3 separate regions of the Homo sapiens genome follow, and all the other regions are linked to region 1. The links are chromatin loops, found by intact Hi-C in ENCODE. Cell type or tissue: heart left ventricle. All regions are shown on one strand.

Region 1 (2,500 bases):
GGAGGGACACCTGATCCAGGGAGACCCAATCCAGACACTGGGTCAGGCCAATTCATTTCAGAGCTCAGACCTTGGAGCCCAGCAACCTGGGTTCAAACCCCAACTTCCTTACCCATTAACTAGGTGATCCTGGGCAAGTTAACCCCTCCTAGCTTCTGTGTCCTTGTTTATTATCTTCATAAGTAAGGATGACAATACAACTTGCCTTGTAAGGTTATTTTGAGAATTACATGAGAAAACTCACATAAAGACCTTGGACCAGTGGCTGGCACATCACTGGGGCTCCACAAGTTTGCTGTCGGGTCGTGATGGTCATTCTTGCTCCCACAGAGGAAGAGACTAGATTAGTTGGCTGGGCCTGGGGGATCTGTAAGGTTTGGGAAGGAAGACTGCCATTTGAGGACAGCCATTTGGGGACCCTCATGAGCAAACAGAGGGAGCTGATCTCCAAAGCAAATCAGAAAAAATGGTGATGACGGAAGAGAGGTGGGCCAAGGAGGGACAGAGTGAGCATCCCCTTTGCGTCTGACAGTTTGCTTCTTGCTTTGTGTCTGATGGTTCTTCCTCTTGAGGCTTGGTGGTTCCCCTTGGGTTCCATGACCTTTCCCAGTCTCCCACTAATTTCAGTTATTTTGACTGGGTTTTCTGTTCCTTAGAGGCAAGTAGCCCCTGACCAAGTCAAGGTGTCCCGAAAACCCTGCTCAAGAGTGTGACCTAATCAGGAAAAAGAAATTTGTTTACAGCGAGCCCAAGCTGGAGAACAAACAGGCTTCCTCTGCCAGGGCTTCCCCTCACTACGTGGGGCTCGGCATCGCACCTCCCACCTCCTGGAGGAGGAAAAGGAAGGAGGCATTTGGAAAGTAGGAGAAAGGCCAACAAGTGGGACCCAGAAGCTCTCCCCACCCAACACTGCCAGGACAGAGGGAAGACGTCCAAAGCTCATTAGCAAGTCCCAAGAGCCATTTCCTGTGATTCTTCAAGGCTGACTAGGTCACTCAGAGGAGCAGAAGACATCTGCTGTTTCTTCCCCTGCTGCAGATAGAGTCCCTGTCCAGCTAAGAAGGATAGGCCTGGAAACATTCCAGAAAAGCCCTCCCTCTGTTCCCTCTTCCTGGAAGGAGAGCCAGGGACACCGTGCTCTCCACAGTCCCCCTGAATGACATTTCCACTCTGCTGGGAGGCCTGGGCAGTGCTGAGATTAGAGAAGGTGGGAGGGCAGGCAGGCCCCCGGGGCAGAGGTTGAGCATGTGGGATTGCTGGGGGAGAAGGCAGCAAGAGGGGCTGGAGGTGGGGAGTTGACAGGCAAGCCCCAAAATGGCTTGAAATAGATGGTGGCCGTGAATGCTGTGTCGAGGAATGGGGGAGCCGCCAAAGGTCTTTAGGAGGGCATGGCAGGGTCTAACCTGAGTTTTAGGTAGATTGCTTTGGAAGCAGCACAAAGATCTGATCAATGACAAGGTGTGGCTTGGTCACAAAGAATAAGAAGCTGGGTATGCGGCCGAGGGCATGGCATCATCACACAGGGACCCTGACAAAGTTGATGGGGATAGAGCTGTTGACCTAGAGTCCTTCAGGTCCTTCCCTGCTTCCCCCATGGCAGCCTCAGAGCTGAGGGCTGGGCCTGTGCGTGAAGCCCAGCTGTGCTTCCAGTCTCGCTAGGGAGCTCCTTCATGACAGGCAGCTTTGGGCTAGAGTGAGATCCGTGGGGAGACAGGACAGAGACAAGACGATGTCACATACTGCAGGCATATTTATTCACTCAACAAACACTCACTACACATCTGCGCCGAGTCCTGAGCAGACACTTCCAGCCCTCCAGGGAGCACTCTTGATCGGGGCACTCTCCTCTTCCTCCTCCTCTTTTTCTTTTTTAAACCCTTGGCCCTTTCTAGTACATAAGTAAGGCTTGCTCTTTATATTAATTTCCTGTGGCTGCCACAACAAATTATAAAAGCTGGGTGGCCTAGAGCAGGAATTAATTCTCTCGCCATTCTAGAGAACCGGGAAGTGTGAAATCAAGGAGTCGGCAGGGCTGTGCTCCTTCTGAAAGCCCCAGGAGAGAATCCTTCCTCCCCGCCCTCTTAGCTGTTAGTGTTGCTGACAAACCTTGGCATCCTTGGCTTGGTGACACATTGCTCCAATCTCTGCCTCCATGGTCACACAGCGTTCTCCCTGTGTGTCCCTGTGTCTCTCCTCTTCTTACAAGGAGACCAGTCATATTGGATTATGGCCCACCCTAATCAAGTATGATTTCCATCTTAATGTGATTACATGGGAAAAGATGACAATTTCCAAGTGGGATCACACTCACACGTATCAGAGGTTAGGACTTCCACCTGGCTTTTGAGCACACAATTCTACCCACAACAACTTGGGTAGGAAATCATAGGGAATTTGTAGGCAAAAACAGAGATAAACAAAAGAAAAAAGAGATAAAAATAAAATTGTTAAAAAGTTGCATTACCCAGAGATAACAACTCTAACCTTTTGGGATGTCTCC
Region 2 (2,500 bases), 49 kb before region 1:
GGCTGAGATTACAGTGAAAAATTCAGTGTGGACGTTTCTGTGGGATGGCACAGTGCTTATCACTCTGAATAATGAGGCATTCCTTTCAGTATCTCGAAATGCCAAGTTCCCTCCAGCCTGGGGCTTTGGCACACCCAGTTTCTGCCTGGACTGTTTGTTCTTGCACCATGTCTTCACCCAGATCCCATTCTCCAGATCCTGCATGAATTCTGCTTTTCCCTGGAGCCTCCCTGGACCCCTGAGGCTTGGCTGGCAGCCCCTGCCCCTGGGATCCCATTGTTTCTGGCTACCAAGCAGAGGTCAGCCTGCCTTGTAGCCAGGCTGTGAGCTTTTTAAGAGTGGGGACACTTTTCCTAGTGGTCTCTCCTCTGTCTTCAGTGCCTAGCCTAAGTGCCTGACACATGCTTGTTGCCTGATGACATAAACAGAGGGCAGGAATTGTGTCTGACTCATCTCTGGTTGGGCATCACCCAGGGCTGGCTTCATGGGCTTGCGACCAGTGCCATCACATAAGGCCCTAGAAAGATGGGGCCTTGGTCACCACGTGTGATGTCACCATCATTGTCTTGAAATTTTTAATAATTTTTTTTTGAATTTGTGTTTCGTAAGTGAAGTCTGATGGGACCCCTAAGCATGCTTTAGGGACTTGGAGCCTCAGCTCTCGCACAGTCCTGCCTTCCATCACCTCCCCAGGGTGGGTCAGATACCCATCCCTCCACCTCCACCCCCTGCCCCTGCCCTATGACTGCTGCTGTCCTCCACCCAGCAGGCACACAGAGGATTAGGGGTAGGCATGCACACTTGGTGGCATCTTTTGGTAGGGCATGCTCCAGGGTTAAGCACCACAGTGCATCTGGTGGGTGGCCAGCTGGAGGCTGTGTCTCAGCCAGGTCCAGCCTTTCGCCCACCCCTGATCCAGGTACCCAGAGCATGTTGGCTTAGAGCGTTAAACATTCCCAAGGATCCCTGTCTGCGGTGGGTTGGAGAACAGGCTGTGGGAAGAGGCAGGCTTGGCTCAGCTTCCCCAGACCCCGCCCTAGCCAGGGCAGGTCTTGTCAGTCCAGTCACTGGCTGAGGGTGAACCCAGCTGCCCTCAGACTCAAGCAAGCATGCGTGTCCCATGTTGCAGGGTAAGGCCCCAGGCACTTGTGAACTTCTGTCCTCTCCCTGCTAGTATCCCCCATACCAGAGAGAGTATCCCTGTACCCAGGAATGCTCCAGCAGCTGGCTCTGTGTCAGGTGTGTGTGTATGTGTGTATGTACGTAGGTATGGGTGTGTGTGTGTGTTGGGTGTGTGTGTGTGTGTGTGTTCCTCTCCTCCTCTTTTCAGCCTTGTTTCTGGCTTGTTTGTCTCTTATGGCCACTTAAGGCACTCCCATAGGGTTGAGCCACATAATACAAACTGTAATTTCAGTGATTTTGATAATGCATTAAATGCTCGCTCTTTTGCATTTGAAACTGGAATTTCACAATATAAAGATGAACAGTAAATTCATGCCAGTAATAAAAAATTTTATTTTTTCTTTACTTAGAACATCAAATAGCAAATGAATAGCATCATAAGAAGTCAAGAGAAAGACCATGGAAGAAAGAAGAAACTTTAACAGCGCTTTTTTCATGATCTTTGAACAAGGAGCTCTAAATTATCATTTTGCACTGGCTCTGTCCCAGCTCATGTTTGTTGAGTGAATAAATAAATAAATAAATGCATACATACATATTTATTAGTACATGGAACACACTGATTATCTTCCATTTCCTAACAACACTGTATGTAATCAGGATTGCAGGCATGTTATGAAATACTAGAATAGCTGAATATTAAAATTATTCTGGAATCATGTATGCTTATTGTTGGGGTTATTTGTGACGTCTCCAAAGTCATCACAGTTTTCTCAGCATCAATGTCCTCATCTCACCCCAGTCCTAGTTCTAGTCTTAGTGGAATAGATTGTATCAGACTAATCCTCTGACAGACAACAACGATCAACTGTGGATGAAATTTTAAAACAACTATTTAAAAATGCCAGAGAGCAAACAAAAGCAGACAAGTTAGAGGGACTTCAACCCACGAAATCAATAAACGTACTGACTGAGACTCATGCACACACACATGACAGAGGGACAGAAGCTCTATGAGAGGAGGACCCTTATCCATTTTGTTGATGGCACATAGTATATGTTCAATAAATTTTTGTTGTCAAATGAATGTTTTGTTTGGCCAACCTCACTTATTGTTTTTTCAGTTTTACTGAGGGATGATTTATGTAAAATAAAATTCACACTTTTTAATTGTACCATTTTATGAGTTTCACAAATGTATACAGTTGTATATCTGCCACTATGATCAAGATGTAGAGTATTTCCATCGCCATAGAAAGTTCCTTTATGCCCCTTTGCTGTTTATCCCTTCCCCAGCCCCAGCACCTGGCAATCGCTGACCTGATTTCTATAGCTTTGCCTTTTCCAGAAAGTTGAATAAATGGAATCACACTAAATG
Region 3 (2,500 bases), 75 kb before region 1:
ACTTTTCATGGCAGACCTAGGAAACTAATACAGGAATGAACTTGGGGAAAACAACAGTGGGAAGGTCCTTGCCCAGTGGAGCCCTTCCTGGATGGCACTGTCCACACCCAGGGCTTCATTCCTTCTCCAAAGAGGCAGGATTGGAGGGGGCCCTGAGGACTGAGAGTGGGAAATGGCCCAGTCTGAAGTCTTCTGAGCCAGAGGTCTCCCAACGCCCCTTCCTTCTCTCCCTGGAGTCTCCCTTTGAAAGGGCAAACATGAGAGAGAGTGGCTCAGTCCCTGGAGCATCACAGCTGCTTGGATCCAGGCGGAGTGGAGTTGGGGAGATGGCTGTTTGCAGAGGTTGTTTGGGGATGCTGACTGCCAGCATCCAGGGGCCTTGGGGATCTTGGGGGCCAGTGGGATGTTATAGTTCCCCTGCCATGGTGGTGGGAAGAGGGGGCCATTAATCTGTGGAAACAGGGTGGTCCTCCTGTAGCTCATTGCTTAGACAACATGGGATGAGATTCTGGGGTCCTTTTGAGACAGTTCTGCTCATGATACCCATCTGTCTCCAAATCTTCACCGTTTCCACCACATTACACACTCTCCCAGAGAACTCTTTCGCAGAGAACTCGGCATCATTAGCTCGAATCTAACACTTAGCTGCATGGCTTGGGCCTGGGATCAATCATTTCCTTGGCAGCTCCAAGAAGCAGATGCAGGCAGCATGGAGCCCATGGCCACAGGTCCTTGGTGTAATCTGTTGCCCAGGCTTAGGTTTACTGTCATACTGAGATGACCCCAGAGTCTCTGCAGTCCTCTAAAGAAAGGCTCCAAAGCTCTGTGTGAGTAGATCATAGGCGAGGTAGGGCTTGAGACCCCACTTCCTTTGCAAGGTTCACTACCTGAGCTTTTTTCCCCCTGAGAAAAGCCACTCCCCTCTTGGTACAAGTCAGCTGCGTCAGAAAGCGGGCTATGGCACCCACGCCAGCCTCAGATTCTCCCCACCGCACCCCCACCTCTATCAGGGCCAGCTCAGGGGCTGCTGCTGAATTCCCCTGCAAGGCTCACTCAGCGGTCAGGGAGAGGAAAGCTGCTCTGGGAATAGCAAACTCCAGGGAGCCAGGATCACAGGCACGTGGGGGAGGCAGCGGAGGTGGCTGTTTCACACTCTGTCACAATGGAGGTAGCAGTTTCCTTTTGAGGGACTGGAAATGTGACCTACTTCCTTGTAACAAGGATGCTGCGTCAGCACTTGGATGGAAAATGCAGGTGAAGGATGTGCTCCTCCCCAGACAGAACAAGAAAGAAAAAGGTCCGTGCCCTCGTTTTCGGCGTGCATTGTTCTCCCTGCCTGAAACACTCCTGCTCAACTTTTCCATCTGCAAAACCCGTCTTTGTGCTTTGTAAGCCAGATGGAGGAATTTCCCTAGGGAAGTCTCCCATGACCTGTCCATGCTCTGCTGCCCATGCTGGGGCAAAGTCATAGCCTTTAGAGTTGGATACTGGGCTGTTTCGGCCGTCTGAGAAAGGGGCCATGTTTGCTCTGAATATGGCCCAGCCCCTAGCACTGTGGCCCGCACACAGCAGGTACTGAGTAATGTTTGTTTATCAGCTGTGGAAGGCGGGCAGGTAGATTAAACTCTCTGAGCCTTGGTGTTTTCATCTGACCACAGGACTAGTATATAATAGCTGCCTTTATCAAACTCTTTATATTGATGCATTTAGGAGGTAGGGGCTACTGTTAGTCGCATTGTGCAAAAATGCAAAATAACTTATCCAAGGTCTCACAGCTGGAAAGTGATCAGTATACCTCCTCATACCTTGAGGACCAAATGTGTGTGTGTATGTTTGTGTGTGTGGGTGTGTGTATCTAATTCAGAGTAGTCAGTGCTTGGTACATGGTAACTGCCCAATAAATGGTAGTTGTTTTGTTTATTACTGCTGCTGTCCTACTACTGCTCCCAGCACCTCCCCAGGCACTGATCACACCATATCATACAGTCTTGTCCAATCCTCCCTGAGACGGGAGATCTCTGTGCACAGGTCTGCCCAGAGTAGATGCTAACTACATGCTAAAGGCATGAATACAATGAATGAGGAGGTGACTTTAATCCCAATTTCAACTCCTAAGCTAAAAATGTAGTTCCCAGTGAGTATCAAAGCCACTTCTATAAAAGGTCATTGTCATTGCTAAGTAAAATTTCATTGTAATCACCTCTGCAGTGTGCAGAGAATTTTTCACGTTGGAAAATTCTTTCAAAACTGTAATGTCAGTTGATCCACCCGGATATCTGGTAGAGAAGGGCATTGTGCCTGTTTTGCAGATATAGTTGGCACCTGTTTTATGAAAGAGGTGGTTAATGGAACTTTTGCTAATTGATGTCCAATTCATGCTCTACCACATCCTCTGTGCAATCTGGGGCAAGTCATTTCTCCATTCTGAGCCTTAGTTTCTACATCAACAAAATGTAAGTAATACTATGTACCCATGGAAGAAATTTAGGCAAAATTAATA

What was found. Peaks named below come from ENCODE experiments on the same cell type or tissue, not always from the same donor. Only the 100,000 strongest peaks of a DNase experiment are listed, where the experiment ranks them.
Region 2: a loop joins it to region 1, with 5 times the contacts of the local background. A loop is called at or near these places in 2 of 110 quality-filtered maps.
Region 3: a loop joins it to region 1, with 7 times the contacts of the local background. A loop is called at or near these places in 19 of 110 quality-filtered maps.

Annotation. Positions count from the first base shown.
Region 1 is chr5:172,583,211-172,585,710 of GRCh38, forward strand. No RefSeq gene overlaps it. Among named protein-coding and RNA genes, the nearest start is that of LINC01944, 25 kb to the left of the region's middle. RefSeq lists an enhancer at 1,446-1,946. In heart left ventricle, no CTCF peak of the experiment used is centred here; DNase peaks (open chromatin) are centred at 821, 1,191 and 1,616; H3K27ac peaks cover 2,500 bases.
Region 2 is chr5:172,533,947-172,536,446 of GRCh38, forward strand. LOC105377727 (a long non-coding RNA gene) reads left to right here. Exons shown (of 2, transcript XR_941225.3): 2 at 1,533-2,500. Among named protein-coding and RNA genes, the nearest start is that of LINC01944, 24 kb to the right of the region's middle. In heart left ventricle, no CTCF peak of the experiment used is centred here; a DNase peak (open chromatin) is centred at 1,044; H3K27ac peaks cover 715 bases.
Region 3 is chr5:172,508,339-172,510,838 of GRCh38, forward strand. All of the region lies in intron 1 of LOC105377727 (a long non-coding RNA gene), which reads left to right. Among named protein-coding and RNA genes, the nearest start is that of LINC01944, 49 kb to the right of the region's middle. In heart left ventricle, no CTCF peak of the experiment used is centred here; a DNase peak (open chromatin) is centred at 1,133; H3K27ac peaks cover 1,986 bases.